Regions from separate parts of the Homo sapiens genome. Here all the other regions are linked to region 3. The links are chromatin contacts, found by Hi-C or POLR2A ChIA-PET in ENCODE. All regions are on one chromosome and are shown on one strand. The core of a region is the stretch at or near the end of the contact, and the rest is flanking DNA. Distances in the headings are between cores, read along the strand shown. Region 1 holds the start of SOCS2-AS1 (SOCS2 antisense RNA 1). Region 2 holds the start of CDK17 (cyclin dependent kinase 17). Region 3 holds the start of TMTC3 (transmembrane O-mannosyltransferase targeting cadherins 3). Region 4 holds the start of PLXNC1 (plexin C1). Region 5 holds the start of CRADD (CARD and death domain containing adaptor protein). Region 6 holds the start of METAP2 (methionyl aminopeptidase 2). Region 7 holds the start of PPP1R12A-AS1 (PPP1R12A antisense RNA 1).

Evidence for each region. A loop is a pair of places that touch in the nucleus more often than their neighbours do. ChIA-PET counts read pairs that join two places held with the same protein, here RNA polymerase II (POLR2A). Pooled maps may share reads with other maps.
Region 1: a pooled map shows a loop between it and region 3 (8-fold over the local background). The contact joins the promoter of SOCS2-AS1 here to the promoter of TMTC3 in region 3. A Hi-C loop is called at or near these places in 6 of 50 pooled maps.
Region 2: a pooled map shows a loop between it and region 3 (14-fold over the local background). The contact joins the promoter of CDK17 here to the promoter of TMTC3 in region 3. A Hi-C loop is called at or near these places in 4 of 50 pooled maps.
Region 4: a pooled map shows a loop between it and region 3 (8-fold over the local background). The contact joins the promoter of PLXNC1 here to the promoter of TMTC3 in region 3. A Hi-C loop is called at or near these places in 2 of 50 pooled maps.
Region 5: a map of CD4-positive, alpha-beta T cell shows a loop between it and region 3 (22-fold over the local background). The contact joins the promoter of CRADD here to the promoter of TMTC3 in region 3. A Hi-C loop is called at or near these places in 4 of 168 maps with a recorded cell type or tissue (CD4-positive, alpha-beta T cell, CD8-positive, alpha-beta T cell and naive thymus-derived CD4-positive, alpha-beta T cell) and 11 of 50 pooled maps.
Region 6: a map of B cell shows a loop between it and region 3 (23-fold over the local background). The contact joins the promoter of METAP2 here to the promoter of TMTC3 in region 3. A Hi-C loop is called at or near these places in 5 of 168 maps with a recorded cell type or tissue (B cell, CD8-positive, alpha-beta T cell and naive thymus-derived CD4-positive, alpha-beta T cell) and 8 of 50 pooled maps. POLR2A ChIA-PET finds 5 or more read pairs at or near these places in 1 of 52 experiments (CD4-positive, alpha-beta T cell).
Region 7: a loop to region 3 is called in a pooled map, with 7 times the contacts of the local background. The contact joins the promoter of PPP1R12A-AS1 here to the promoter of TMTC3 in region 3. A Hi-C loop is called at or near these places in 2 of 50 pooled maps.

The regions. Positions count from the first base shown.
Region 1 is chr12:93,568,754-93,572,964 of GRCh38, forward strand. SOCS2-AS1 (SOCS2 antisense RNA 1) reads right to left here and starts at 2,645. Exons shown (of 4, transcript NR_038263.1): 1 at 2,512-2,645. It overlaps SOCS2 (suppressor of cytokine signaling 2), which reads left to right and starts at 3,922. Exons shown (of 2, transcript NM_001270471.2): 1 at 3,922-4,211. The coding sequence starts at 4,145. RefSeq lists silencers at 1,689-1,738, 1,799-1,988, 2,359-2,638, 2,999-3,048, 3,059-3,368.
Region 2 is chr12:96,397,895-96,401,719 of GRCh38, forward strand. It overlaps CDK17 (cyclin dependent kinase 17), which reads right to left and starts at 2,545. Exons shown (of 17, transcript NM_002595.5): 1 at 2,092-2,545. RefSeq lists silencers at 1,949-2,108, 2,289-2,468, 2,559-2,888 and an enhancer at 3,309-3,528.
Region 3 is chr12:88,141,057-88,145,262 of GRCh38, forward strand. TMTC3 (transmembrane O-mannosyltransferase targeting cadherins 3) reads left to right here and starts at 1,251. Exons shown (of 14, transcript NM_181783.4): 1 at 1,251-1,431. It overlaps CEP290 (centrosomal protein 290), which reads right to left and starts at 1,032. Exons shown (of 54, transcript NM_025114.4): 1 at 844-1,032; 2 at 150-278. The coding sequence starts at 251. RefSeq lists enhancers at 872-1,311, 1,118-1,621.
Region 4 is chr12:94,145,981-94,150,104 of GRCh38, forward strand. PLXNC1 (plexin C1) reads left to right here and starts at 2,597. Exons shown (of 31, transcript NM_005761.3): 1 at 2,597-4,053. The coding sequence starts at 2,992. RefSeq lists silencers at 2,364-2,493, 2,504-2,753, 2,824-3,053, 3,184-3,423, 4,084-4,124 and an enhancer at 3,624-3,723.
Region 5 is chr12:93,675,193-93,679,351 of GRCh38, forward strand. It overlaps CRADD (CARD and death domain containing adaptor protein), which reads left to right and starts at 2,183. Exons shown (of 3, transcript NM_003805.5): 1 at 2,183-2,280; 2 at 3,577-3,880. The coding sequence starts at 3,583. RefSeq lists enhancers at 1,424-2,239, 2,028-2,267, 2,240-3,054, 3,871-4,159.
Region 6 is chr12:95,471,735-95,475,883 of GRCh38, forward strand. METAP2 (methionyl aminopeptidase 2) reads left to right here and starts at 2,418. Exons shown (of 11, transcript NM_006838.4): 1 at 2,418-2,596. The coding sequence starts at 2,446. RefSeq lists an enhancer at 2,235-2,634.
Region 7 is chr12:79,933,914-79,938,222 of GRCh38, forward strand. It overlaps PPP1R12A-AS1 (PPP1R12A antisense RNA 1), which reads left to right and starts at 1,368. Exons shown (of 2, transcript NR_146535.1): 1 at 1,368-1,641. PPP1R12A (protein phosphatase 1 regulatory subunit 12A) reads right to left here and starts at 1,184. Exons shown (of 25, transcript NM_002480.3): 1 at 782-1,184. The coding sequence starts at 1,018. RefSeq lists enhancers at 4-569, 370-429, 570-1,133, 770-1,069, 1,116-1,410 and 1 more and a silencer at 600-689.

The DNA of each region.
Region 1 (4,211 bases), core at 1,395-3,894, 5.4 Mb after region 3:
TGGAGCATTCTAGGAAGAGGGAACAGCATGCACCAAGGCAACAGGAAAGCACATAAAAAAGGAGTTGCTGGAAGATTCATTTCAACCCACTATCAAGTAAATATTAAACTTACTGTATAAAAATGTTAGGGCCAGGAGGGGTGGCTCACGCCTGTAAACCCGGCACTTTGAGAGGCCGAGGCAGGAGGATCGGTTGAACCCAGGAGTTCGAGACCAGCCTGACCAACAGGGCGAAACCCCGTCTCTACTAAAAATACAAAAACTAGCCGGGCGTGGTGGTGGGCGCCTGTAATCCCAGCTTCTCGGGAGGCTGAGGCAGGAGAATTGCTTGAACCTGGGAGGCGGAGGTTGCAGTGAGCTGAGATCACGCCCTGCACTCCAGCCTGGGCGACAGAGGGAGACTTGGTCATGCTCCCTCCCCGCCCTCCGTCAGTTTTAGGAATAAATACCTTTTTATTTAAGCTAAAGTGTGGGTACACCCTTCCTCTAGGATTCTCCATCAAGGAATAAGAAGCCATATTAGGACAATTTAGAGGGCAGTTAACCCTAGTAGACATAGTGGTTCTTAAAAGGCTTGGGGCCTCAGACTGTACACAGGCTTCACATGGAATCTGATTTGTTCCTTTATCCCAGTCCCTCACCCAGAACCCGAATCTAGCCCTTCATGTTATAAAAAGGGCCAGAGGTCCAAAGAGGGTAAGTGCCTTGTGCAAAATTATTCAACTACTTTGTAGAGGATTTTAACTAGGGTTCAGTTAGCTCCGCCCACACTATAAAAGGCTCTTTCTAAAAAACGAAACATGATTAAGGGCACACGGCTCCAGCGTTAACAAAGCTCTTTGTTAGCTGGGAAATGCCCCCCTCCCCGACTCATCTGCTTATCATCTGCATAGAATTATGTACTCAAAAGCAGGAAAATTATTGAGAAAACCATTGGTCCCCGGCTGCAGACCCCAAGGTTGGGAGCTGGTTCCCGTTTCCTCCCAGAGCCGGCAGGGGGGGCACCAGGCAAAGTTTGCAAGACGCGCCTCCCTCCCACCCCTCCCCCTTCCTCGCCCAACTTCCCATAGCCGCGGCCTCAACTAAAAGTGGCCATTGACCTTTCAAGCTTTCGAGCAGTGATGCAATAGAATAGTATTTCAAAGAAAAATGCTTATCGAAATTTTGGATCCGGTTTTCCCGTGATTGTTAAGGGTTTCTTTTAAAAAGTAGGTCACATTTCAAGTAGGTCATATTTCGGGGGCGGGTGCGCAGACAAGGAGATGAGTTTCCACTAAGGCCAGGGGGCCTCCAACGGGGTTGGAGGTGAGAATCCCAGGTAGGGTAGAGGTGCCGAGATCCTTCCGAATCCCAGCCCTGGGGCGTCAGCCCTGCAGGGAATGGCAGAGACACTCTCCGGACTGAGGGAACCGAGGCCAGTCACCAAGCCCCTTCCGGGCGCGCAGGTAAGGGCGCCCCCTTAGCAGCCGGCGCAGGTGACCCGGGCGGGCCGCCGGGTCTACCGGAGACGTTGGAGCAGAGGGGAGGAGGAAGGGAGGAGCCGGGTGGGTGCGGGTGACAAGGAGCCGGAGCGCCAGGGGGAGGGGACTAAGGACGGCCGGCGCCGCTTAAGGAGGCGCTGCTCTCCCGCTCGCTGCCTTCCAGGACCTGATCAAGGGGACCGCCTCCGGTCCCCGGCCGTGGGCACCGGGACGAGCACGGCGTCCCCACGCCATCGATGTGTCTTAGAGCCGGAGAGTCTGGTTTCCGAGGACCCACAGTCGCTCCTGCACGCCCACCCCCCGCAAAAGTGCGGCCAGGAGGGTCGCATCGAGGGGGCGCCGCCGGGATGTTTAGAGGAACCCACCCCCGTGGCAGGCCAAGGGCCAAGGATCGCTATCCTTCCCTGAACCCGGGCGCTCAGCTGGCCCGGGTAGGGGGCAGGCTCCGGCCGCCGAAACGGGGTTGGCTGTAGCCGGTGGCCGGGGAGATCTCTAGCTTGCGCCCGAGCACCCCGGGGTGTGGGGCCAGAGGCAGGCCGACCCCGGCGTGCACACCGCCCGCCCTGCACCCGAGCGCTCTCACCCGGTCTTCCCTGAAGCCTGTGTATTGCGACCGAGCCTCTTTAAAGCAGTAGCGGGGCCCGCGGTCACGTGAGGCCGATTCCTGGAAAGTTCCTGGAAAGCCGCCTCCGCAGCAGCCGGGCGGGGCGCGAGCGGAGCGCTGACTGGGGAGGGAGGCGGGGAGCAAGGGAGGCGCGTCGGTCTGGGAAGTCGCGCGCACTCGCTGCTCCTGGGACCGACGTTTAACTCTTGCCAAGTCTCGTCGCAGCCGCCGCGGCTGGCGGGCCTTGGGCTTCCCCTGAAGCATGAGCCCTCTCGCCCGCAGCCACCCTCACCGCGTGGCCCGCGGACAGTGCGCGCCGGGGTCCCGGGTGCACAGCCTCAGGATACCCCGTGCCCGCAGCTCGGGCGCCCGCGGCAGGTACCGGTAGTGGGGGAAGCCCGAAGGCTCCGCCCCGAGGAGAGTTACCGGGGAGGGCGGCGAGGCGCGGCCGCGTGCGCCGGGGAGCGGCGGACGGCCTGGGCTTCCGCAGCTCGGAGCGCCGGGGAAGAGAGAGTCCGAACCGCGGCTCTGCCCCGCGGCCTAGCGTTGCTGCCTGCTTTCTCCAGCCCCTTCTCGGCGTCTGGAAGTGTCTGGAGTTTCTTTTTTTTATTTCCCCTAAACTGCCATTCAAATTAATAATCCTCCTAATAACCTGATCTCCCGCTCCTCCCCACCGGCCTGCCTCCCGCCCTCGCTCCTTCCTCCCTCCCTCCCTCTCTCCTTCCCACCTCCAGGGTCGCAGCCGGAGGGAAACCCGGCAGCAGTCCGAGAGTGGAGGTGTCCCAGCCCGTAGGGGGCGTCGCCGCGCGGTGGGGGATGGGGTCGAGGCAATGATCCTCGAGGCTTTTGTGTGCCCTCTGCGCACGGAACTCCGACCGCCGCCTCCGAGCGCGGGGCTGGTTGCATCCCCGGGCATCTCGTTCCCAAATTAAACGTTAACGGGGGAAACAAGGGCAGACGCCCCTCCTCTCCCGGGCCCCTCCCACCTCCCCTTTTCCCCCCACCCCCCCGCCCCATGTCCGCTGAGGAGGCTGCCTGGTGCGGAGGCGGCGGCGGCGGCCGCGGCCGAGGTCGAGGTAAGAGCGCGGCGTTGGTGGTTTGCATTTTCCGCAGCGCTCGCGACCGCCCGCTCGGCCCCGGCCTCGCCTCGGAGCCCCGCGAGGGCTGCGCGCTCGGGCCGATTCCTCGACAGCGCCCGCGGCGGCGAGAACCACCGCAGCCATCCTGGTCCGGGAGCGACCGCCGCGGCACCCCCAACCCCGCCAGAGCGGGCACCAGGAAGCGGGGGGAGGGGAGCGAGGAGCCTCCCGGGCGGAGATGCGGCAGCTCCCGCACCTCCGCACCCCGGGTTGGTGCCTCGGGGCCCCGCAGCGCTTTAGGGCGGAGAACCAAGTTTGTGTGGGTGCTTCTTCCTGGGGGCCCTCGGGCTGCGCCAGGTGTGAGACCGGAATGCCAATTTGGGGAATCTCTCCTGTTCTTTCCTTTTTAATTTTTTCTACTTGTCCTTGACAAGGGCCTATTCCCACTGGATCTGCAGGTGACTATTTGCTCTTCCTAGGTCGCCAGTCTTTGATTTCAGCTAGTGACCCTGGGCGGGAAGACACCCTGTTCACCCTCCTCCTGACCTCCGCCCCCCACCTCTTCAGCCAACTTTATCTTGGATCTCTGCTCTCTTTATCTTTTCTCTAGAGCTGGGCCAGGGCGCTAACTGGAAGCTTGGGGTTAAATGGTGCAGGAACGTAGAGGCGGAGGAGTCCCTGGGATTTTCCACGTCTATTTCCCCACCCCCACCCCAGCCGCAGGGGTCCAGTTTGGACTGACCCAACCTCCCGCTTTCTCTTTGTAGGCGATCAGTGGGTGACCGCGGCTGCGAGGGACTTTGTCATCCGTCCTCCAGGATCTGGGGAGAAAGAGCCCCATCCCTTCTCTCTCTGCCACCATTTCGGACACCCCGCAGGGACTCGTTTTGGGATTCGCACTGACTTCAAGGAAGGACGCGAACCCTTCTCTGACCCCAGCTCGGGCGGCCACCTGTCTTTGCCGCGGTGACCCTTCTCTCATGACCCTGCGGTGCCTTGAGCCCTCCGGGAATGGCGGGGAAGGGACGCGGAGCCAGTGGGGGACCG
Region 2 (3,825 bases), core at 1,295-3,794, 8.3 Mb after region 3:
GACACTAGCCCTCAAACTGAAATCTCTTCCACAATGTTTGTATGTCAACCCTTTAACGGCAGTGAGCAGCAAGCTATGACTGTTCGTACAGTGATATCAACATTAATGTCTCTATATTAAACAGGCTTTGCTTTTATTTTCTTTCCATTTATACTTCAATAGTGTTTTATTTTCACTGTAAAAATAAATAATAACCTATATTTGCATAGTAATTTTACATAAGCTTAAATTCAAAGACTCCCGTTTTTTTTTAAGCCAACCATTCAAACTGTTAGTGCTTCTGGCCTATGAGATGGTTTACCAGATAAAGTAACATTCTTTATATTCCAATATTCTCTCTCATAACATAAAAAAGAATTTAAGGAATATCCCTTAGTCACATTTTCTTTTGTTCCAACCCACTGTTTATGGAAGCATGCAGATGTTAAGAGTTGCAAAAATTGAAATGACTTCATTAACAAAGCAACATCCCAACGTTTAATGTCAACTCCTCAGACTCATAAAAAAATGAAACAAAACCAATTATATTACCACTAGCAAATTTTTTCCCCTTAAAATCTAGTTTCGTCTTATTTCTAGTTTCAAGGCAAGCTTTGTCTACCCAAGGTATCAAAGGTCTTCAAATCTCATTCATTTTCTTCTGCCCAAGAGTTAAGAAAGTAAGTCTAAAACAGAACAAGCCAGATTTGTTGCTGTGATCTTCTCACACGAACGCCTTTTAAAAGAAATCTTTCAACAAAGACTCAAAAAAGAAACAGCAAAGTTTGGGGAAAGAATTGTCTGTCTTTAGGTCAAGCATTTCCTGATAAGTGACTGAAGGTCTGGCTGCCAGGAATACACTTTGCTGACCCTAGGAATGGCCAAGTCTCAAAACAAAATTTGCCTCTTCTGTATCTTGAAAGTGACCTGTTAGGACCTGATGTCAATTTGACGAAGAGGTGATAGAACATGACCAACGAGGTGTCTTTGGTGGACATATTCATGTAAAGGAGGCGAGAGCCACAGATTTCAGCTAAACGCTTTTTGCCACTTTTGCAAAAGAAAAGCTAATTGTTAACGGCCATGTGACATTATAGATCCCAGAAAAGGAAAGGGTGGGAGGAAGAGAGAGAAGTTCAAGGCAGTTCAGGGTCAGAACAAGCTCAGACATCCTGTCATTAACAAATGTTCCCCAAGCTGAAAGCAAAATACTGCTTACCCGAAAAGGAGTGGGTGAAAAGTAGGGGGAGAACGAGGGAAAAACCACAGGAGAGTCAATGTGGCAGTGTGGGGGTGACAGGAGGGAGGGAATCTGGAGCTATCCAGCTGAGTTGGGGAGCAAAAGCATCGGGCATAGCATCGGGCACAAAAATGCTGAGAAAAGCAACTGCGACGGAGACAGCACTAGGCACCCTCCTCCCCCCATTTTCCCCTCCCCATCGGTTTGCTGGGTTTCCCACCTTCCCTCTACCTCCGCTCTTGACCAACACTCCGGGGTGTGACCCGCCAGCAGGAGGCTGCCCTGATCTTTGTCTCTACCCGCTCCCACGCGCGGGCTCCTCCTCCTCCTCCGCGCTCCCCACCCGCGCACAGCGCCAGCGTCTCCAAGGAGCTGCAGGCGCCGCGACCGCCGCCTCCTCGCCCACCTCCCGCGGACCCGCGCCCCTTCCTTCCCCTCCCGGGCAGCGTCGCCTGCGCCTCCAGCTCCACCCCCGCCGAGGGGACCTTTGTGTCTCGGGGGACTTTCTGCCTCTTTCCCCTCCTCCGCCTCGCGAGGAGACCGGCCTCCCCCGCAGACCAAAGCGGCAGCGAGCACCGGAGGCGGCGGCGTCTATATCTGTCGGCGCCTCCTGGGAAGCAGCTCGCAGACACTCACACCCCACCCGAGCCCCGGAAATCCCCGGGCGACCCAAGGTCCTCGCTGGACCGGAGAGGTGACAGGCGCACGCTAGCCCCCCGCGCCGCGCCTCCTCGCTCAACTTCCCGACCGGGCCTGAGCCACCCGCGCCCCCAGTAGCCCCCGCCCCCGCCTCTGTCCCACGCAGCCTCCCGGCCCCGCGGCCGACCCGACACCAGGGGAAAGCGCGGCGCGGACGCCAGCCGCCAACTCACCAGCAAGAGCGGGGACCGCGGGTCCCGAGGCGAGGCGAAGAGAGGCGCGGGGGGAAGCTGCTCCGCGGACGCCCGCGGCGACCGGATGCAAGTCCGGGTCTCAGCGGCCGGCAGACGTGAGGCGCTTCCGAGCGCAGGCCTCCGCCGCCACAGCCGCCTTCCGGCTCTCGCCGCGGGTCCGGAGCCTCGGGAGGGGCCGCGGGTGTCTCACGCGTTGCCAAGTCCCTCGGTCAACATGGCTCCCGCGCCGACGAGCCGCGCGGACGGCCCACTAATCCCCTCGGAGCAGCCGGGCGCGAGCGCGGCGGGCGCCGACGGCGGGCTGAGACTGTCTGGCCGGGCGCTGGCTCCTTCTCCGCGGCTCTGCGGCGGCCCGCGGGGAGCTCAGGAGACTGCGGGCGGCCGCGTTCGCTCCTTGCGTGTGCGTCGCTTTCACACTCGGCGGCTGCGGATTGACGCCTCCGCCTGTTCCCCGGAGGAGAGCGAGTGCAAGAGAAAAAACACTTTTATTGAAACGATCCAACCAGCGGCGGCGGAGAAAAGCGACCGGCCGCGGGAGCTTACCCCACCCCCGCCTGAGCGGCTCGCCGGGGGCAGCGCGACCCCTGCCGGCGGCGGCGGAGGCGGGGGCGGGGCCGGCGGCCGGGGGCGGGGCCTGCAGGGCGGGGCGGGTGTCCCCGGGAAACTGCCCGCTCCGAAATGCGGGCGTCGGGGGAGCGGCGGAGGGGGCCAGGGGACCCCACCGGAATGAGTGCCTGTCCGCAGCGACTGGGGGAGAAATTATGTGAATAATTCAGCCCCTCCAACATCCCCCTGCCCCTCAACTTCCCGCTACCAAACCAAAACTCGTGCTTCAGTTATACAAGTAATTACTGTACAAGGTGTCCATGCCACAGTTCTCCACTGACTTTCTAGAGAGTCCATGTCAAAGGACCCACACTGAAAGATGTTGATGGCTGCAACTTTTCTCCTTTGTTGTGTGTGGGTACGTGGGTACTAGTGCCGCAGTCTCTCACACACACGGCATCTATTCATTTAAACTACAGTACAGTGTTTTGTATATATTATCATGTGCCCGGCAATATGCTGAGTCCTCTAAGGACGGAGAGTCTAGCTGGGATGAAAGATGATCAATAACTATCATAAAAATCTGAACGTTATGAGCGGAGAAATACAAGGTGCTATGAAAACAGAAAGGACTACTGTTGCACGGGTTAGGTTTTGTTTTCTTGGGGGAGGCGGGCCGCGAGAGGTTGGCCCAGTTTCTGCAACTGTTTTTACTTTCTCCTTTCCCAGAGGCTAAAAGCTAGTTCAGGAATGAACAGCAGAGTGGCAGTGAAGACAAACTAAAGTAATACTGACCCACTTTTTTCCACTAATAAGGATAAAAGCATAAAGTTAAAACAAACTTAAACCCCTAGAGGGAGATAATGAGAGGATTGAAAGAAGAGAGTAGGGACCGGATGTAGACAACATAAACAAGAAAAAAAAACCCACATAAAAGTCCTGTGAAGTGAGATAAATTTTTTTTCCCATGTTAACACCCGGAAGTAGAAGCTGCTTTGAAGTTTCAAATCACATTATGTGCTAAGAACTTCGGGGAATTATCTTTTTGGATTTAGGGATGAATCCTTTCCCCCTTAAAAATGCTGCATGCTGACATCTTTCTCTTATTTTGTTTGGCAAAGTTAAATGCATCTACAGTTATATCCAACGATCGTACGTGTCAATCAG
Region 3 (4,206 bases), core at 1-2,500:
TTTTATATTTTATAACCTTCAAGCAAAATATAAGAACACTTCCAGATTGTGACAATTATAGTTGTCCCTGAAAAAAATAAATTCATATTTTATTAATAAATTAATCATAAGTTAATGTATATATCTATTATTATTGACCAATTAAGCACCTTGGATAAGGAAATCAATAAATTATCTGCCAGTTCTTCTTGACGGGGCAGGTCATCTGGGTCAACTTTCATTATTTCTTTCCAGTTTATATTAGGTGGCATCTTGAATTCTTTCACTGTGCTCCACCTCTGTAACAAAACAGGTGTATATTAGCATTTTCAAGGTACACAGTATTATTGGTTTTCTAGCACCTTACATTTTTTGCAGATTATTTCATTATAACTTTCTGATGTTAGCAAAACAGACAATTGGGCCACAAAATAGACAAGTGGGCAAAATAGCCTTGATCAAAAATAGCAGTCGGCACAAACTGTCAGAGTGTCCCGGCTAAATAAAATGTGACGGCTTCCTTGCTAACACTAATCTAAGTTAATACTTAAGATTTCTGGATCCCTTCCTCCACACCCCTACCCACAATGCGCGCGAACACCCTAATCCTGGCAAGCGCGAGGGTCTGTGGAAGGCCGACAATCATCCCTGATTTGGAGAAACAGAATTGGGGCTGAAAAAAAACGCAGAAATTAACATTTGGAATGAGTGAAGTTGTGCGGCGGAAACTGGAACCGAAGCAAGGCAGTATTAGGGACCCGAGGCTGGAAGGGCGGGGTAGCTATGCTGTGGCACACGGGCCCTCAGGCTAAAGAACCTGAGCGTGGAGTGACTCGCTAATCCTGCTTACAAGGATCCACCCACCTAGACCAAGCCTGGCAACCAGCGGAGGCCTCTCACTACCGCAACCACCAAGCTGGACCCGGCCGCGGGCCCTGACAGATCCCTATCGCGGTTCCACGCGGACTCTGGGTCCAGCCAAATGGTCCCGAGCAAGCCAAAGCGGCAGCGGCTGCTAGGCGACACCATCCCCAACTCCGCCAAGGCCAGAATAAGATCCCGGATGCCAGGAGAGCCTACAGTTCACGACCGTGGGTGATGCTTTACGTTTAGATTCTCCGCCGGAGTCCCAGAGCTCGGTGTTCAGGATGATGAGAAGGCGTGGAACGAGGACTTCAAATCCCAGAGTGCAGTTCTGCCTGAGGCTTCTGCATGCTGGGAACTGAAGTCCCTGAGAAGAGGAGGTAAGGCGCTCCCGGCATGCAACGCGTAAGACTGCGACGGTACCGGGGCGGCGGGGAAGGACCGAGAGGCGGGAGGAGCAGCGGCTCAGGCGCCTGCAAACTGGTGGCCTGAACGAGGTAGACCATGACTGTGGTTTCAGTGGCGTCACTCGCTGGGCTGCTCTTCCTGAGGTTTTCCTAAGCCATCCCCTGGCGGAACCGCCCCCAGGTGAGGTCGAGCTGTCGGTCAGCATATTGGGAGGAATTGAGGGGAGCAGTCCTGGGTTAGAGAAGCTTCTGCTATTGGGGCCGTAGGGCCTGGTCCCATTCTGAAAAAGTGGGAACACCCTGCCTTCTCTTCAGGCGTTTGCAAGCGGCGTCCAGGGTAGTGCCTTCTGTAAGAAGGAAAAAACAAAAAGTTTTAGCCTTGTTTAGTATCAGAATCTGTCTTGATAGTTAGAGTGAGAGCCGCGCAGCCGTGATCCTCGTTTGGGGGCGAGCGAAGAATTGACAAGAGGTCTCGGCATCCCGACCCCGCCCGCCTTACCTGTAGCACCATTCCTTTCGCGGATCGTGGGGCTTGATGGTTGTGGAGCTAGTATAAAGTCAAGGCTCTAGAGAGGAGAGGTTAGTACTTGTCCGGACCACTGCCGGGGGTGGAGAGAGAAGGGATCCAAGGACTCACCTGTACTATTGTTGCCACTTGCTTGGTTACCTAGGGTGCCCTTCCATGAAAGCGCCTTCTCTGGTGTTTACCACTCTTACTCGTGCAAGTTTTGCTCATCCTGCTCGTCTGCTCACAATCATGCTGGAGTATGATACATCTCTACCTAACTTTCCTAAGAAGCTGTAGACTTAAATCTAAATGACATTTCCAACTATCTGGACCAGTGCTTTGTCTTTTTTTTTTTTTAAACGCTGCTTTAAAAAAAAAATTACTGTACTTGACAGTAAATTTTCCTTTCGAAAATAAGTAATGAGTTTCTTTTTAAACCCCCAATTTGGGTAAAATAAGTAGCTCAGTACAAAATAAAAAGATACTGATTTTGTGAGATGAATTTTAAAGACATTAGTTAGATTTATAGGAATGACAATTTTACTACTTTTCTGAAAGATTATATGCCAAATACTATTCATTATCTTGTTTATTCTTCCTTACAATCCAGTGAAATAGGTGCTTACATTGTCCTCATTTTCCATCTGAGTTAAGAAACTGAGGCTTGGAGAAGCTAAGTAACTTAAATAGTGTGATTGAACACAGATCTCTCTGGCTGGAGGACATATTCTTAACTTCTATACACCTCCTCAGACATTCTGGGAAACCAATATTTGTGAAGTGCTTGTTCCTCAATCTTGCTATTTTTATTAAATGTTATATTTTAATTTTGTAAGTGTTTACTCAATAATTTGAATTAAACATTCTTCATGTTCAGTGTTCTTAATTCATAATTTAACATGGGATGGTGTTTCTGGAAAGGTGTTCTGATCTGGACCCCAGGAGAGGGCTCCTGGATCTCGCCAAGAAAGAATTGGAGGTGCATACACCCCCATTGGAGGTGGTAGACTAAGGATTGTTATAGTTATTTCTTGATTATATGCTAAACAAGGGGTGGGTTATTCATGAGTTTTCTGGGAAGAGGGTAGGCCATTCCTAGATCTGAGTGTTCCTCCCCTTTTTAGACTATATAGAGTAACTTCTTCACATTGCCATGGCATCTGTAAACTGTCATAGCACTGGTGGGAGTGTCTTTTAGGATGCTAATGCATTATAATTAGTGTATAATGAGCAGTGAGAACGAGCAGACGTCCCACCTTTCTCGCCATCTTGGATTTGGTGGGATTTGGCTGGCTTCTTTACTGCATGCTGTTTTATCAGCAAAGTCTTTATGATCAGTATCTTGTGCCCACCTCCTATCTCATCCTGTGACTTAGAATGACTGACAGACATCCTGAGAATGCAGCCCAGTAGGTCTCACCCTTATTTTACCCAGCCCCTATTCAAGATGGAGTTGTTGTGATTCAAATACCTCTGACAATGGTAGGAATGAAATTTAATAGTTACTGAGCACATGTTATGTCATACACTATGCTGACTACTGCGTGTTTGTTTTCATAATAGAAGTCTGTTTTCTCTAACACCTTTTCTTCTGTTTTTTTTTTCATTCGTTATAACTTATTTTTATGTATTCACTTACAAGTTTCGTTTGTCTGTATTACTCTTTTCTACCCTTCTGCCACCACCCTCTTGCTCACATTCATAAACTCAAGGTGCCTGGTCTCTAATGGTAAATTTTATTCTAATTTTTCAGAAGTGAGAACAAGTTCATAGAAGTTAAGTAATAATTGATGAAGCTAAGATTGTAACCTAGATCTCAGTGACAATTGTAACTAAAAGCAAAATCTTACCTAAATTTTATTCTTTAACTCATTCTAACAGTATTTTTTATCCTGTTTCCTGTGCTAGGCACTGGGGATACAGCAGTGAACAAGTCAGCTCTGGCTTGAACAAGTCAACTAAGTTTTTATGCATTGTCGTCTGTACCTAAGTGTGAGTCAGGAAATTTAACTCAGGTTCTAGTTCAATAACTCACTGTATATTTTTGAGGAAAATTGGCAAAACTATTATTTTTCGTCAGATTTTCTGCACCTGTCAGTTTTCATCAAGAAATGGGACTTATGTGACAATGTTGTAAGTGGCCTTGTTATAAGAACACTTGTCTGGACCTGCCTTCTTTCTGCCCTAGGCTTTTGTGAACAGTTTTATCTGACCAAAATCACTTCACAAGAAGGCCTCACCTTTTATTATTGCTTACCTTTGTTCTCTGTAGCAATGAATTTATATTCCTTGGATGTTACTTCTAGTTCCTTTTTGCTGACTTACCAAGAAAAGTCATAGTAGCTTACTTCTCCGATCTCTAAAACAAAGCATGGCCATTTTGTATCCATTGTGTGTCCTAAACATTTTGTTTTGCCTTATCTTCATGGCAAATTAAGCCATGGTTAA
Region 4 (4,124 bases), core at 1,347-3,846, 6.0 Mb after region 3:
ATTTCTTTCACCGTAGGAGTCTGCATACAATTAAATGGGAGGCAAAAGAAGCCCACTCTTAAGAGTGGGGCTTATGGTCCCAGTAGAATGGCAGGGAACTGTAGCCATCAAAGCCATTTATACTTCTTGTGGGTAGTATTTTTAAGATGTTGTTTCTTTTTCAAAATGAAGCAGCAATGAACTGAGTAGTGATCAAAATGCCGCACCACAGAGTATGTTTAATCCAAATAGCTCCCAAGATGGTCTGTGACTGATTGTACCAACTCTACGGGACTTAGAGAAATGACTTGGTTACCAGTGAAGTAAAACTATCTCTGGAATGGAATTGAACTGTTGCTTCTCAGCACATAGCGACACTGCCACCGCTGGTTCACGGAGCCAGTGAAGGTCACTGAGTTCTGCATCAGTCACAGGGAAAACTGTCAAAACACCAGCGCATAAATCCCCTACTATGCTGTGGAGGGGGTCTCTGAGCTTCGGATGAGGTTTTTAAAATATTGATCTTCCCACTTCCAGAGGTGCAAAAATTCTGAAAGCATTCCAGGAGGGCAGGGAGTGGGGGAGCAAGGCCAGATATTTTGGAGCAGGTGAAACATCTGACTTGTCTTGCCTGAGATGTCCCGATTAACACCAACTGGGTACTTTAGGCCTTTCCCCTTCTTCCTCCCCTCTCCTTATGGACACTCCAACACCATCATCACAGCACAAAGGGCAACCTCATATCTCGTGGGAAGGCATTTTCTGCCTCCTGCCAGGCAAAGATAATGTTATCCAATTGCAAATGAAAGGCTTATGAATGAAAAGATGACCACTCTGACTTTAGTGTATGAGAGCCACTGCTGAAATGATAGGATCCTTGAACTTCACATCTAGAGCAGAAACTCACACTTCTCTTCTTCTCCCTCCACCTCACCCTTCTTTCCTTAAGCCTTCCAGAACTCCTGCCATATCCCTCAGCACTGGGGAGAACTTGAAGCACTGTTGGAGAAGTTTGAAACCTGCAACCTTCGGCAGGACTCAGCATGGGACAAAAGCCACCTCATTCCTTTCCCTTCCCAAAACAGCATCTCGAGCTGGGGAACTTGGAGGGAAGGAAGAAAGGGGATAGCAGCCAATTGCCCTCCCTGGGGCCTGGGGTCTGGAAATAGCCTGGGAAGGAACAGAGATCATTTCCCAACGATCCATAGAGGTCCTCAGCACCCTCCACTCCTATGCACCCCCTGGCTCATCTGCCAGACTGTAAGGGTGCTGATGGTGCCCGCAGCTGCCCCGGGAAGCTGGGAGGCATTTGTGCATCCTCTGGGAAGCCCCATTCCGAGAAATCATGAACCTATTCCCCAGTGGGCAATGATTCCCTGTGCTTCAGAAATTCTTGGCGGCTGTGGGGGCAACCCAGCTGTTATTCACCCTCTGGGTGAGGTGGTGAGACCTCAGGGGGTCCAAAGGATAAAAGTGGGTAATGATGAGACAGATGGAGAGCCTCGAGGGAAATACGGGGACTTGGGTCTAATAGTAGAAAGCAGGGCGGGGGCTGGTTGGTGCATTTAACTTGAGGAACTTTTCAGTCTCACTACAGAGAATGATCTCTGGGGGATTATGGCAATGGCCACAGGTGGCACTTAACTAGAGCCAGGTATGTAAGAGGCCCTGGGGCTAGATATGGATTCGAATCTCGGCTCTGATATCTACCAGCAGTAGAATGCCAGCACGTTCCACAACCTTTCTATAACCATTCTCCTGGACTACTAAGTAGGGATGACAATAACAGTCACTAATTAATAGGGCTGTTATGAGAATTATGAGTCTTAACCCATGTGGTGAGTTCACAAGCGCACCCGGCACGTAGTAAGTGCTCAGTAAATGTTAGCCCCGCTCATTAGGTTAGATGGTGAGCAGAACTTTCCAAGTGCTAGGCTTGAGAGCCTGGGACTCTGTTGCCAAGGGAGATTAGAGAACCTTTGCAAATATGGGCGCTCCGGCCCTGGGGATTGTCCAGAACGAGAGTGTGGCGCCTGCCTTTCTGCCACCTCACTCATCCGACCCGGGGAAACCCACACCCTGTCACAGGGGCGCCTTGGTCCCCGGAGTCTCCGGCTCGGCCATGTCTCCCGCGCGCCTCCCCGGGGCCTCCCTCTCGCCGCTCCACACCTGTCAGCCGCTCTCGCAGCAGCCCTGTGGCCCGAGCCCGGGGCCTCAGCTGCAACCCCTTCGCACCCTGGATCCTCGCTCCGCGCGCCTGGCGTATCCCCGACCCGGCTGCTGTCGTAAACAAAACCGGGCGTTGGAGCAGCACCGCGGGCGGACGGGCGCGGGAGCCCGCTCCGTGCGCCGTTAGCGCGCCCCGGGAGCCCCAGGCGAGCCAAGGGGGCGATGGTGGCGGCCGCGGCGGCCGCGGCGGGCGGCTGAGCTTTGTTATGAATAGATGAAAGAGGCCACCTACACAGTAACCCAAATTACGAGACCTCCCTCCTCCCTATCTCACCGAATCAAGAGGGGAGGGGAGATGGGCGTGGAGGGAGGGCGGGCGGGCGGGCAGGAGGCGGAGGGCGGAGGAGGAAGAGAGGATGAGGAAGGGGGCCAGTTGCATCCCACTTTCACAATGGGAAAGTGAAACGCACAAGCGCACCCAACCTCTCCAGCCCTCCCCGCCCGCCTCGCTCCTCTCCGCCCGTCCCCTCCCTTCCCCTCCGCGCCTCCCCGCGAGCGCCAGCGCTGCACACAGGAACTCTCCGGCGAAGGAGGGCGAGGAGGAAACGGTGCCGGAGCGCGCAGGGCTTGCTGCCGCCACCGCCGCTGCACAGGCTGCCGGAGCGAGCCTGCCGCGCGCCGCCCTCCCCGCTCTCCTTCCTGGGCGAGCTGCGGGGATGGGGCGGCCGCGGGAGCCCGAGCGCGCGCAGGAACCGCCGCCGCCGCCGCCCGCGTCTCCGTTGCCGCGCGCCTGAGCCGCCGTCGCCGCCGCGCGCCCTGCCCGGGGGCGGCCCCCCCAGCCCCATGGAGGTCTCCCGGAGGAAGGCGCCGCCGCGCCCCCCGCGCCCCGCAGCGCCACTGCCCCTGCTCGCCTATCTGCTGGCACTGGCGGCTCCCGGCCGGGGCGCGGACGAGCCCGTGTGGCGGTCGGAGCAAGCCATCGGAGCCATCGCGGCGAGCCAGGAGGACGGCGTGTTTGTGGCGAGCGGCAGCTGCCTGGACCAGCTGGACTACAGCCTGGAGCACAGCCTCTCGCGCCTGTACCGGGACCAAGCGGGCAACTGCACAGAGCCGGTCTCGCTGGCGCCCCCCGCGCGGCCCCGGCCCGGGAGCAGCTTCAGCAAGCTGCTGCTGCCCTACCGCGAGGGGGCGGCCGGCCTCGGGGGGCTGCTGCTCACCGGCTGGACCTTCGACCGGGGCGCCTGCGAGGTGCGGCCCCTGGGCAACCTGAGCCGCAACTCCCTGCGCAACGGCACCGAGGTGGTGTCGTGCCACCCGCAGGGCTCGACGGCCGGCGTGGTGTACCGCGCGGGCCGGAACAACCGCTGGTACCTGGCGGTGGCCGCCACCTACGTGCTGCCTGAGCCGGAGACGGCGAGCCGCTGCAACCCCGCGGCATCCGACCACGACACGGCCATCGCGCTCAAGGACACGGAGGGGCGCAGCCTGGCCACGCAGGAGCTGGGGCGCCTCAAGCTGTGCGAGGGCGCGGGCAGCCTGCACTTCGTGGACGCCTTTCTCTGGAACGGCAGCATCTACTTCCCCTACTACCCCTACAACTACACGAGCGGCGCTGCCACCGGCTGGCCCAGCATGGCGCGCATCGCGCAGAGCACCGAGGTGCTGTTCCAGGGCCAGGCATCCCTCGACTGCGGCCACGGCCACCCCGACGGCCGCCGCCTGCTCCTCTCCTCCAGCCTAGTGGAGGCCCTGGACGTCTGGGCGGGAGTGTTCAGCGCGGCCGCTGGAGAGGGCCAGGAGCGGCGCTCCCCCACCACCACGGCGCTCTGCCTCTTCAGAATGAGTGAGATCCAGGCGCGCGCCAAGAGGGTCAGCTGGGACTTCAAGACGGCCGAGAGCCACTGCGTAAGTCCTGCCCCCGGGGCGCCGCGGAGAGCGCTGCTGCCGGGGAGCCGCCGCCGCCGCCGAGGCAGAAC
Region 5 (4,159 bases), core at 933-3,432, 5.5 Mb after region 3:
ATTTTTTGTATTTTTTGTAGAGATGGGATTTCCCTATGTTGCCCAGGCTGGCCCTGAACTCCTGGGCTCAAACGATCTGCCTGCCTTGGCTTCCCAAAATGCTGAGATTACAGGTGTCAGCCACCACTCTCAGGCAGGTTTTGGAGGATTCTGGATTTCAAATTTTTGTATTAGGGATGTTTAACCTGTAAACTTCAACGCTTGGCAGTGTTGCAAGTGGTCTGCACTTTATCTGGATGAAGACAAAGAATGGTGCTAACATTTGTCTATGAACAGATGGGAAATCTTGCTGAGGAAAGGACAATGATTCTCAAGCAAAAGGGGAAAAGGGAGAGAGAAAAGAGAGCACCTGGAACTCAAGAGTATCAAGAATGGGAGGTGGCAACAGGATGATTTGCAAATAATATTTGGCTATCATTAGAACAATAAACTCTTCACTATACAAGGTTGTATGGTGTATTGGAAAGAGCATGAAATCAGAGAAACTTCATTAGACTTCAAGTTTTGCTCTATATTAGCTGTGAGATTTTGCCTAAGACAATTGACCATTCTGATTCCACAGTCTTTATACATGCAAATGCTAAAACAGTTGTAACAGTGGAGATACATTGTGAAAAATGTGTCATTGTGCAAACAAAATAGGATGTACTTATGCAAACCTAGATGGTATAGCCTACTACATACTTAGGCCATATAGCATAGCCTATTGCTCTGACCACCATCATATATGCAGTCTGTCATTGACCCAAATATTGTTATGCAATGCATGACTGTAATAATAATAATACTTGCCACATAGGTAAAAATACTGTCATTAACGGTGTAGTAAAATGGTAACTGGCATAGTAATGCTGTAAATTGAATACAATTTTTAGAAGGTTTTGAGGAGGGAGGTTCAGAACTGTTCTCCATTGATTTGCTTAACAAAGATATTTTCATTTTCCACCAAAGGGTTTGGCTGTGAAAACCTTTGCAGAAATAATATTTTAGGAGTTTTTTCCCCCTGTACTGTCAACTGATTTTTAGTAAGCATATGACTTTCTGTATGTATCATCCAATTGATTTAAAAATGAATCAATGAATGTATTTATTGATCGCCTGCCTCGCTTCACAAAGGAATGTGAGGAAGGACACCCAATTTGGCATTGCTGTGTTTCTCTGTATTTGGGTCATGCATTTTTTCTTGCTTTCCACATTGAAAATGTGGTGGATGCAGTAGATTGGCTTTAAGTGTCAGGCCTTCCCTCATTTACTATACCTTTTTGTGTTTCACAAGCTGGAAAGCTACCAACTACATGCTCTAGACATCCTTGCTGCTAATATTCTGCATGTCAGATTGGTCTCACCAATGGCACGCAGCAAAGCAAGATTTGCAGGTGCTGTTTTCTTGCTGCTGGCAAATGCAGCCGTGGAGACCACCGTTTTTTGCAGCACTGTTCCAGTGTCCTGTTAATTGTTCTGTCGGTGTTGAGAGGAGGTTGGGGACCAGGCATGGCAACTTCCTGACGCCATCTTCCTGATTGTGGGCAGCAGCCACAATCAGCAATCTTATCTAGGTAGTCATCCATGGATGTTCAGCTCAGCCCTTCTCCAGCCTTTCCAATGATTTCGAATGTCCCCAATTCCCCCTAACGAATCCCTTTCTGACTAGGAGTAACTAGCTGAGTGCTGCAATGAAATCCTGACTGACAGATTTGTAAACTCTTTGCGGGCAGGAACCCTTGATATAAATAAATGACCTTGCATTTTAATGGAGGGAAGCAGAAGGATAAACAAATGAATAAGTGAAAAGTTTTAATAAGATGGTGATGCGTAAAAAATAAAGCTGGTTAATGGGGAGTGCAGGAAATGAGCGCAGCTGTCTTGCCGTTTTAATCAGATAGGTCAGAGAAGGCTTCTCTACTAGGGTGGCTTTTGACCTGCCTCTCTGTTAGGTCAATTGTGTGCGAGGCCCTGATGGAGTTACTGTGTTAAAATGCAATGATTCAATTACTCCATTACTTAGATACCCTTTAAGTGACACTACGGTTGTCCATCTCCCCGCTATTGAATTGTTTACCCACAGTAAGCATGGCGGGAAGAGCTTCGATCCGACCCTTGAACGCTCAATAAAAATGGCGACAGCACTTCCTGTACTTGCCCTCAACAAAGATGGTGTCAACACTTCCTGTTTAGGGTTTTCGCCATTAACAAAGATGGTGCTTATGGGGCAGGTTCCCTAACAGTCAGGATTCCGGTTGCAGTTTTTCTCCCCCGCCCCAAAGATACGTGGTTGCAGACGTAAGTAACAGGAATCCATCTTTCTTTGAAAGTCCTGCATTGTAGCGTCTGCGACCTGGGCCCTGCGGGGGCTTCCCCGCCCCGCTAACTTGCTCCGCATTTCCGATCCGGGCCAAGGCTGGGTGGCTGCGGCAGTGCCGGAGGCCCGCTCTCCCCTTGGTCCGCTCTTTAGTTCATTCCCAGCACTCCCTCTTTAGCGGGTCAAGTTGCCGCAGAAACCGCCCGTAGTCTTCCTGTTTGATACAAGGGTTTCAGCGGCCGAAGCAGAGCCTTTTTAAATAGTTCCCAATGGGCGCTCACGGCCAAACGTGAACACCTCCCCTCCTCACCTGTCACCTCCTGAACTTTACAGGGTTGCGAGGGGGAGTGTGGGATCGGGTGTCGCCTAGCCGTGGTCGTACTGCCCGGGTGTGTCTGAAGCCCCATCTGTCATCCCTGCCTGCCTTCCCGGTCACTTAACCTTCACTGCCTTACACACAACCAAGCCACAGCACACTGGTGCAGGGGTGGTGGAACTGCACCTTCAAATCGTGCCTGGCTACTGACCAGTGCTGGGGTGTGTGCTTTTTTTGAAAGAAAAAAATCCCATAAAATGTCCCATGCATGTGCGGCCACGACAGTGTTGTGCTGGAGATTCGGAATTCTTAGTGGGAAGGAATGGAGTCTGTGACTGTATATTGTGTAAAGTTTATTGTAGACTGGGCACAAACAACAATTTTCTTAAAGGTGATCGTGTAGAGGACTTTTAGCGAAAAGAGCCTTAAATTCTGAACCTGCTGATTTCTGTCCTGCACTCCTATTACTGATCAGGTTTTGCAAATACTTGTGATCAAAAAAAGGGGACCTGCGTCCACCTTGGCAGTTTCTGCCTTGGTGGTGGTGGTGCAGGTCTGATGAGGGCAATGTGAAAATAAAACCACCATTTCTTCTCCAGCGTGTTAAAATTAGTGCTGCTCTGTAATCTTCAGATAAAAATTGCTTGTTCAGAAGGGTCTCTGACCCACTTTTTTTTTTTCTTTTTCCAAATTTCTTTATTGAACGAGGAATTGAGCTGGGACCCCATTGTGTGAAAAGCAGAAACAGAAAAGATGATTCATCTTCATTGTTGTTCATTATGTTAGGAAACATTCAAAATTAACCTGGCTTGGCTTAATCAGTGAATTAAATACCATGACCTGGCAGTCTGCTATGGTTTAAAGATGTGCTTGACCTGAAGGAACTTACATTGCAGTGACACTGTCTTTAGGGCCACATCAACATGTCTGTAATTTGAGCTGTGATTTTGGCTCTTTCCAGGGAGAAATGGAGGCCAGAGACAAACAAGTACTCCGCTCACTTCGCCTGGAGCTGGGTGCAGAGGTATTGGTGGAGGGACTGGTTCTTCAGTACCTCTACCAGGAAGGAATCTTGACGGAAAACCATATTCAAGAAATCAATGCTCAAACCACAGGCCTCCGGAAAACAATGCTCCTGCTGGATATCCTACCTTCCAGGGGCCCTAAAGCATTTGATACATTCCTAGATTCCCTACAGGAGTTTCCCTGGGTCAGGGAGAAGCTGAAGAAGGCAAGGGAAGAGGCCATGACCGACCTGCCTGCAGGTAGGCCTCAGAAAGATCACTTTGAACCAGCTCCAAAATGTTGTAACTATGCTCTTTGCTTTTTTGTTTATTTGTTTGTTTGTTTTTGAGACAGAGTCTTGCTCTGTTGCCCAGGCTGGAGTGCAATGGTGTGATCTCGGCTCACTGCAACCTCTGCTTCCTGGGTTCAAGCAATTCACTTGCTTCAGCCTCCCGAGTTGCTGGGAATACAGGCATTTGCCACCATGCCCTGCTAAGTTTTGTATTTTTAGTAGAGATGGGGTTTCATCATGTTGGCCA
Region 6 (4,149 bases), core at 1,168-3,667, 7.3 Mb after region 3:
GGGCTGTCCAGAGTCACAAAATTATAGCCAAATGACCATTCTAGTATTAGAATCCATGTCTCCTCTTAAATACCTCTTAAATTTTTCTTTACCTTCCCTTTGCCAAGAATACTCTGCCAGGCGCAATGGCTCATGCCTGTAATCCCAACACTTTGGGAGGTTGAGGCAGGTGGATCACCTGAGGTCAGGAGTTTGAGACCAGCCTGGCCAACATGGTAAAACCCCGTCTCTACAAAAATTAGCTGGGTGTGGTGGTGGGCGCCTGTAATCCCAGCTACTTGGGAGGCTGAGGTAGGAGAATCGCTTGAACCTGGGAGGCGGAGGTTGCAGTGAGCTAAGATCAGGCCACTGCACTCCAACCTGGGTGATAGAACGAGACTCCGTCTCAAAAAAAAAAAAATACTCTCTCTAAACCTTTCCCCTCCCCTTTGCCTATTTATCCTTCAGATCTCAGCCTAATTGCTACTTCCTCAGGAAACTCTACCAGGCCATCCTACCTAGGCAAGTCCCTTTGTAATATGCTCTCATAGCAGCAGTTGTAAATTTGCTTTTATTAGCATCATTGCTTGATGTCTATTTTTGTTAACTGGCTCTATGATGACAAGGATCATCTCTGTTTTTGCTCTCTAAATATTGCCAGATCTAGGTTTATAGTAGGCATTGAACGAATGGATGGATGAGTGAATAAGTGAATATGTCAGCCAAGCAAAGAGCAGCCCAGATAAAAGTAACAGTGAGTTTGAAATGCTCCAAGGTCAGAAAGAGCTTTGAGAGCTGGAGCTATAATAGTAAGAGAGTGGAGACATTGGAGAAGTAGATATGGCTGGGTCTTGCCGGGCATTTTAAAGGATTTTGGACACATGGAAGCTACTTCTATTTTTATTTTTGTGGTATTATGTTTGGTTTACCAACTTTTTATTTTTTATTTTATTTACTTTTTTGGGGGGGATGGAGTCTCGCTCTGTCGCCCAGGCTGGAGTGCAGTGGCGCAATCTCAGCTCACTGCAACCTCCCCCGGGGTTCAAGCGATTGTCCTGCCTCAGCCTCCCTAGTAGCTGGGACTACAGGCGCCTGCCACCACGCCCGGCTAATTTTTGTATTTTTAGTGGAGACGGGGTTTCACCATATTGGCCAGGCTGGTCTCGAACTCCTGACCTTGTGATCTGCCCACCTCGCCCTCCCAAAGTGCTGGGATTACAGGCGTGAGCCACAGCGCCCGGCCGGTTTACCAACTTTTATATTGCCAGCAATCAACTAGGGAAAACAATTTAAAATCTAAATAGGGATAGATTTAAAGAGATAAAGATCTGTACAAGAATAAGAGGAACAGTTTTTATTACTATTGGATAGGTGCTGCCTGAAGCTTTAAGACAGAGAATGTACATTTATGCAGCTGCAGTCAGAGCCTGTGTGAGGTTTACTGTAAACTCACTGGCAATAAGGCTCTTAACGACATTTTGATGCCCATGAAGCTTGGTGCCTAGTTTAAAACTAATGAAAACACCTAAACTCTCCAGGTGGACAAAGCCATATTCAGGAGAAATTGAGAAGGAGTTGGTGCAGGCAGCCAATCACAATCCACTTACGCCACAAACTAAATCTCAAACTGCGGTTTGAACATGAGGCTCAAAACATAAGAAGTAAAGAAATGGGCAAAATTCAATTAGTTTCTGGTGAAACGTCCTAAATCCAAAAGAAAGGTGACCAGAAATAGAGAAAACGGAGTGTGATCTTTTGCATTAATGAGAGAGACCGTGTCCCCGTGTGTTAAAACCTGTCATTCTTGTCCTGAATTGGAAAGTGAGCGGAGTGTGACGGGTTCCCATCTTGAACCGTCCGGGGTTGAGTAGTACAATAAACTAACACGGAACTCCAGCTTCCAAAATTCTCTCCAGTGCCTACAGAGCCTCGCGGAGAGCTGTGATTGTGAATGTCAACGCAGATTTGATTAAATCTCTTAGATTTAAGAGATATGTGGAGTCATGACAATAGAAATGTGTACAAGTGAACACATTTCTTAGCCCGTTTCCCCACTGCCTGTGTGATTTATAAAAACGCAAATATAAAATATTTCCGTTCCAGCAGAGACGCCGCTTGCTACGGCGGGTTGCCCGTCTCCACAGGTATCTCCGGCTGACTCTAGAGCTCAACTTCCCCTTTAAACTTCACCCTGCGCTTGCCGATTTGCTTCGGGAATGCCCGAGGCACCGGACGAAGCAGTCGGGTCTGGCCCCAGTCGACTCCAGCCAGGCGGGGCTCCAAGCCGAGACTCCTGCACGCCCGGCCCGAAGCTAGCCCGACACCCTCAGCTGAGTCCTCCGCCGTCCCAGCATTCCCTGCGTCCCTACCATCGAGAGCAGCTTCCGGCGTGGCTGGTGTAGGCGGGTGGAGAAGGATCGGGGCCCTCGCCGCTCTGTCTCATTCCCTCGCGCTCTCTCGGGCAACATGGCGGGTGTGGAGGAGGTAGCGGCCTCCGGGAGCCACCTGAATGGCGACCTGGATCCAGACGACAGGGAAGAAGGAGCTGCCTCTACGGCTGAGGAAGCAGCCAAGAAAAAAAGACGAAAGAAGAAGAAGAGCAAAGGGCCTTCTGCAGGTAAAGAGAGTTTTATGTTTTCCCAGTCCCCTCCGGGAACGGCTGAACTGTTTGGCTCAGGCCCGTTGAGGGGGCCGGGACCGGGGCCCCAGAGCCCCGACTAGACTGATTCTTGGGCCTGACAGGGTGGCAAAGCCGGGCTATAGATTCCTAGTCTGAGAAGAGGCGTCATCTCCTCCTGTGGGACTAGAGGGCTGGTGGGGGAGAAAAGAGTGCCTGAGGTTGGCGTGTGGTACCTCTGGGGTCGCTGGGCCCGAGCCCCTGTATTACCAGAACTCAGCTCCCACGCACATCGTGGCACGGTCTTGAGATTGTGCGCAGAGCACAGCCCTACCATCTTTCGCGCGATTTGGCCGCCGCCTCAAAAATCCGATTCTGATCCGTATTGCCGCGTCTTTGCTGGTTTGCTGGAGCAAGCTAGGACTTATTTTCTTTGGGGGTGGGCAAATGTAATGGAGAGCACACCTCCTCCCACTATCCCGTTTCACGTTGGGGTTGTTGCAGCCTGCACTTTTGGGGTGTGTGTACATGTGTGTTTGCCCGCGCGCTCATGTCATTAATTGCAGAATTTGTGGTGGTGATAACGAATTTTCACCTGCCTAATCCCATAGCATCGCCAAGCTTTAGGGCCTTTAGACCTGAATTATGATACCAATTGCAGGCAGTGCAGATAGGATATTCTGTGGCTCAGAATGGAACTTCTGAGGTCTTAACCTCTAAATCCACTGGTAAGGCAAGGAGAACTGCTGAGAGTTTACAGTTGGATATTATGAACTAGGAACTTACATATTTTGAGAAGTCTGTGTTTTTGCTGCACAAGCTCCTTCACCTTAATAAAAATTATTTTTACTTGTTTCTAATTAAAATCGCCAGAGAAACAGAAAATGGAGAAGTCAGAAGCGATTAAGATGGAATTGAGAGAGGTCGAAGAGAGCTAATCTTCATCTTTCTGAAATTTTGATTAGATAGGAATGGAAGGAGAGTTGTAGCGTTGCTGGAACTCTTCCAGAGCAAAATTTGTTACTCTGGTGGCTGTTCCTGGATTTCGAGTGAAATTCAAACACTGCTGTTTGTCTTGTAAGGTGTTAAGCTGACTGATCCTAATGTATTTTTAACAGTTGTATTTCTTAATATGAATTCTCTCCAGTAGCCAGAATGTCACTTCATTTCGTGCTACCTGATACTATTAATGCATGTAACATATTGCTCTTATAGGTAGGTTATAATCACTTCCAGAGCAGGGGCCTGGTCTTGTGCTTAGATATTTGAGCGTTTTAGTTTTTTAGTAATGGACTGTCTTTGCCTATTTATTTTGACTTTACCCAGCCCATCGTGATATCCTTATTCATGAAACCAGGCTGCCCCGGGGTGTTGCACATGAATCTTTTTCCTAAGGCCTTCAGCATTTATTACCTATCTGGTGTTTAAGTATTTGTTAAGTCTAATTGCTGACCACTATTACAAGTTAAACTACTTGAGGATAGAGACCAGTTCACGCTGTTTATCTTTTAGCTGCTAGTGTGTGTAATGGATATTTTGTTGAGTAAATTAAT
Region 7 (4,309 bases), core at 118-2,617, 8.2 Mb before region 3:
TCTTCTCTTTCTAACACCAGTGCACACCCGAGGACCTGGGGCTCAAGGATCTCTGACACTGCGGCAAACTTCGAGTATCAGACTCAACACGTTCCGGTCCGGAGGTGGGCAAGCCCTTTAGAGGGCTTCCTTACTCTACCCACTTCCATCCCCTTCCTTTCAGCCGGTGCAGATCAGCTAATTACACCCTGTTTTCCCCTCCCCAGTGACCAAGAGTAATAAATGAGAAAACAGGAAATCGTTCGTTCAGGGCACTCGGCTTAGGGCTCTAGATTACTATTATTATCATCATTTGTAATCAAGTCCTAAAAAGTGCAACAAATCCAATGCCCACCTACAAGTCAAAGATGTTCATCTGCCTAACCGTCCGTAATGCCCCTTGTTAGTTTTCTTCCTTCAGCATCCACCCCTCCGAATATACCACTGACACCGGGGCCCAGGCACAACCCCACTACACCCCTCCTTGTCTCGACCCCAAATCCCAGACTTATCCACGAATGGCCCTGGGGCCCCAAACGACCACAGTTCCTTTTCCCCTATGCCCCGGAAATCACCCGGTTCCCAACTCCACCAGCAACTGTTCTGAAGGGGGGCCTCAAGCCCAGCGCCCTCCCTTCCACCAGCTCTCCCTCCCGCCCTCTGGGGAAACCGCCCCCTCACCCCGCAGCAGGGAGTCTCCCGCCGCCCCCAGCCTCAAGAGGTGGAGAACTGAGGGCAGGCCCGAGCAGGAGGCCGACGAGAACCCTCACGGTCAGGAGAGCCGGCGGCGGGGCGCACAGACCTGGTGCAGGGCAGTGAGTCCGTCCACATTGGCGTAATTGATGTCGGCGCCGCGGTGCAGCAGCTTGAGGACCTCGTCCGTGTCGCCGCTGGAGCAAGCAGCCAGGAAGACGGCGCCATCGTCGAACTTCACCTTGGTCTTCTGGCGCTTCACCACCGGAGGCTCGAGGTCCGTCTCGGAGCCGATCCAGCGTTTCAGCTGCTCGTTCCGCTTCTGCTTCGCGTCCGCCATCTTCATCCCCTCTCCTGCCGCCGGGTCTTCTTATCGCGAGGGGGGGAAGGGGGAGGCGGAGAGGGAAGAGAGGGGAGGCAGGGGGTGTGTGAATGTTTCTATGAGTGCGGGCCAGAGGAGGGCTGGGAACCCGGAGCCGACGCTCGAGACTTCCAGTATCCCACAGAGCACTGGGGCGGCGCACCCGGCCGAGCGGACCTCCCTTCCTACCACAGAAGCCCTCCCGCCCCCAGCACGGCCACCCGTCACCGGCGGCCAATCTAACGTAACTTCGCGAGATCCGGACTGGGAGGCGCCCTTCGACCAGTGCGCATGCGCCCTGGGCCTGTGCCCGCCCCAGGAAGAGCGCTCCCGCGAACTGCGGCGGTGGTGGCTGGGCCACCAGAGGGAAGCGGGTGTGGCCCAGGCAGCGGGGGCTGGGACAGACCTGGAAAGGAGGAAGCGGGGAAGGAAGGTTGTCCTGTCGGGCTGGGGGCTCCCGGGAATCCGGAGGCCAGCAGTGGAACCGCAAGGCTCTACAGGGCAGATCTGCCTCCCGTGCTGTCTCAGCTACGCCGAGTCGTTGGCTCAGGGCGGAGGATTTTCCTATTGGCCGCGTTATTTGAATGGAATGGAGGATAGGTCGTGAAGTAGGTGCTGCTGGTTGATCTTTCTAAGGAACTCAGATGAACTTGGGCATGTCAGAATTAATAACCTTTTAAAAGTGGGGTCTGTGTGGCCGAGGGTTTTAATGGTAAGTTCTTGAGGTGACCACCTATTGACAAGGGTTGACCTGCTGTAATTGCTGTGGCTTCCTGCCAACCCCCACTTTAGAAATGTTTTTCTTCCTCTCTTTACTTGTTTTGTTTTGCTTTCTCTCACGCTTGGGTTCTCTTCTTTCTTCCTTCAGTGCTTTAAGCCTGTCTCGTACTACCCATGAGCTTAGCTCAGCCTGATTACTGGTCCTTACCTTTTAAGGGATTTCTGGTTACAGCTCCATCTCTTTCTAAGGAGGGGTAAAGACCTAGCTGCGTCTAGCATTTAAACGGAACGTTAAGGAAGGCAATTAATTCAACCACTATTTATTGAATACCTACTATGAGCCAGTAACTGTACTAGGCACTGAAGATACAATGAAAAATATGACATTTATTTGAACCACCTCTTGAGTTCAGTCGCCCAAACAAGACTAATTTATCATCGTCATAAAAAAAAGACTTTAACTTTGCCTTGTATGACCACACGCGCACACACATAGGATTTGTAATACTGATGTCTTATGAGCCATCTATCTACAATCTCCACCAATTGATTTTACTGAACACTGCATTGTTACCATCCACTACTATTTTTAGAGCATTTAGAAAAGCCAAGATAAAAACCACAAAACCTTACCATGGAAGTTTAGGGGTCATCTAGACAGAGTCCCTCAAGAACTAATTAATTTACTTAATTTTACCCAGAAGTAGGATTAGAATTCACTCAGCAAATACTATGCACCTGTTCTGGGTCAGGCATTGTTCTAGGTGCTGGAGATAGAGCAGTGAACAAATAAGCTTTTCTTACTCTCAGCATGATGCCTTTTCCAGTGGACTACTTCACAGCCTATCATATTGAGAAATAAAATAATTGAGTAAAACGTGATTAGGAAACTGTCTGCCTGTGAGACAATTTTCTGAACCACAGTTATTAGGATAGCGATAGAATCCAGGTCAGGGTAAAAATATTTCCTCTGAAAACGTTGTAGGAATAGAAAATGAATGTAATATTCATAAGATATACCATTGTATGTTCATTACATACATTAAAGATAACATCAGACCTTTGAATACTCATGGTGTTAGGTACTGAAAAACATTGTTAGCACTAAAATACAAAATCCCTATCCACAGAATACAGCTCTCAGAATAAAAGAAAGGAACTTGAGGATTGCCTTGTCAGCTCCTGTCTCTACCTAGGCAACTGACAGCATATCCTGTTTTCCAAGAACGTTATGGCCTATGTGGTAGCTCTTAAAGTGCCCTTGCAGTATAGATGGGAATCTGAAGATTTCATTCAGGCAAAAGGAATTTAGTGGGAAGTATGCTATTCCTGATTCAAGCACTTATTTCAGGATGCAAAATTAATAATAGTTTATTAATAAAACATAATTAAGTTCATTCAGTTCCCAGAAGCTGTCAGGGAAAAAACAACCAAGGAGGGCTGCTATCATGTGCAAATTTCACTGAATTTAGTTTTTCTTCTTTCGTGGCTCTAAGGGTCAAGATGCTCTATGTTAATATTGAAAGTACTCTGAAACTGCCACCTACTTTGTCTTTAGGGAGGATTTTTTTTAAATTGTTGTTAGTGAATTAATGGTACTGAAGACCTTGGGTTAATTCTAGAACAAGCAAAATTTTTTATTGACACACACAGTCCCAGCACAGTGGCTCACACCTGTAATCCTATCACTTTGAGAGGCTGAGGCGAACTCTGCCCAGGAGTTCGAGGCTGCAGTGAGCTCTCTGCACTACAACCTGAGCGACAGAGCTAGACCCTATCTTTACCAAAAAAAAAAAAAAAAGACACACACACACACACACATGCTTTTATTACATATTTGTCTAAGCAGAACAAATGGAAAAAATGCAAATATTTTCACTTCCTAATGGCTTCTAAACAGATTGGGATGTGAGGATACATTTTAGCTCCTTTAAAGCAAATTAAGCCTTAAAATAGAAGTACAAATAAAACTATACTTACTAATTTGCATATATGTATATATAAAAATATATTTTTGGCTGCACCAAATCAATCATATTGGAGGTTTTTGTTTCTGAGACAGGGTCTCACTCTATCGCTCAGGCTGCAGTGCAGAGGCATGATCTCAGCCTCCCAAGTAGCTGAGACTACAGGCGCGTGCACCACCAGGCTTAGCTAATTTATTTTTTAAGTTTTGTAAAGATGGGGTCTACCTATGTTGTCCAGGCTGGTCTCAAACTCCTGGGCTCAAGTGATCCTCTGCCTTGGCTTCTTAAAGTGTTGGGATTACAGGCTTGAGCCACTGTACCTGGCTGGGGGTTTTATTTATTACATGCACAAGATTGTCAGAATGAGATCTGTGTATATCTTTTTCAAAGTTTAATCACACTACTGACATTCCTTACCATTAATTTGCTTGCTAATTATGATCAACTTAATTTAAATTATAAACATATTTGAAATGCTGACATGCACAGCTTAGATTTGTTTCTGCTATTATAATCTCTTTGTTAAAAATGTACATAAGATATTAATAAATACTTTGATATATCTATGTTCTCTTTATCCCTAATTTAA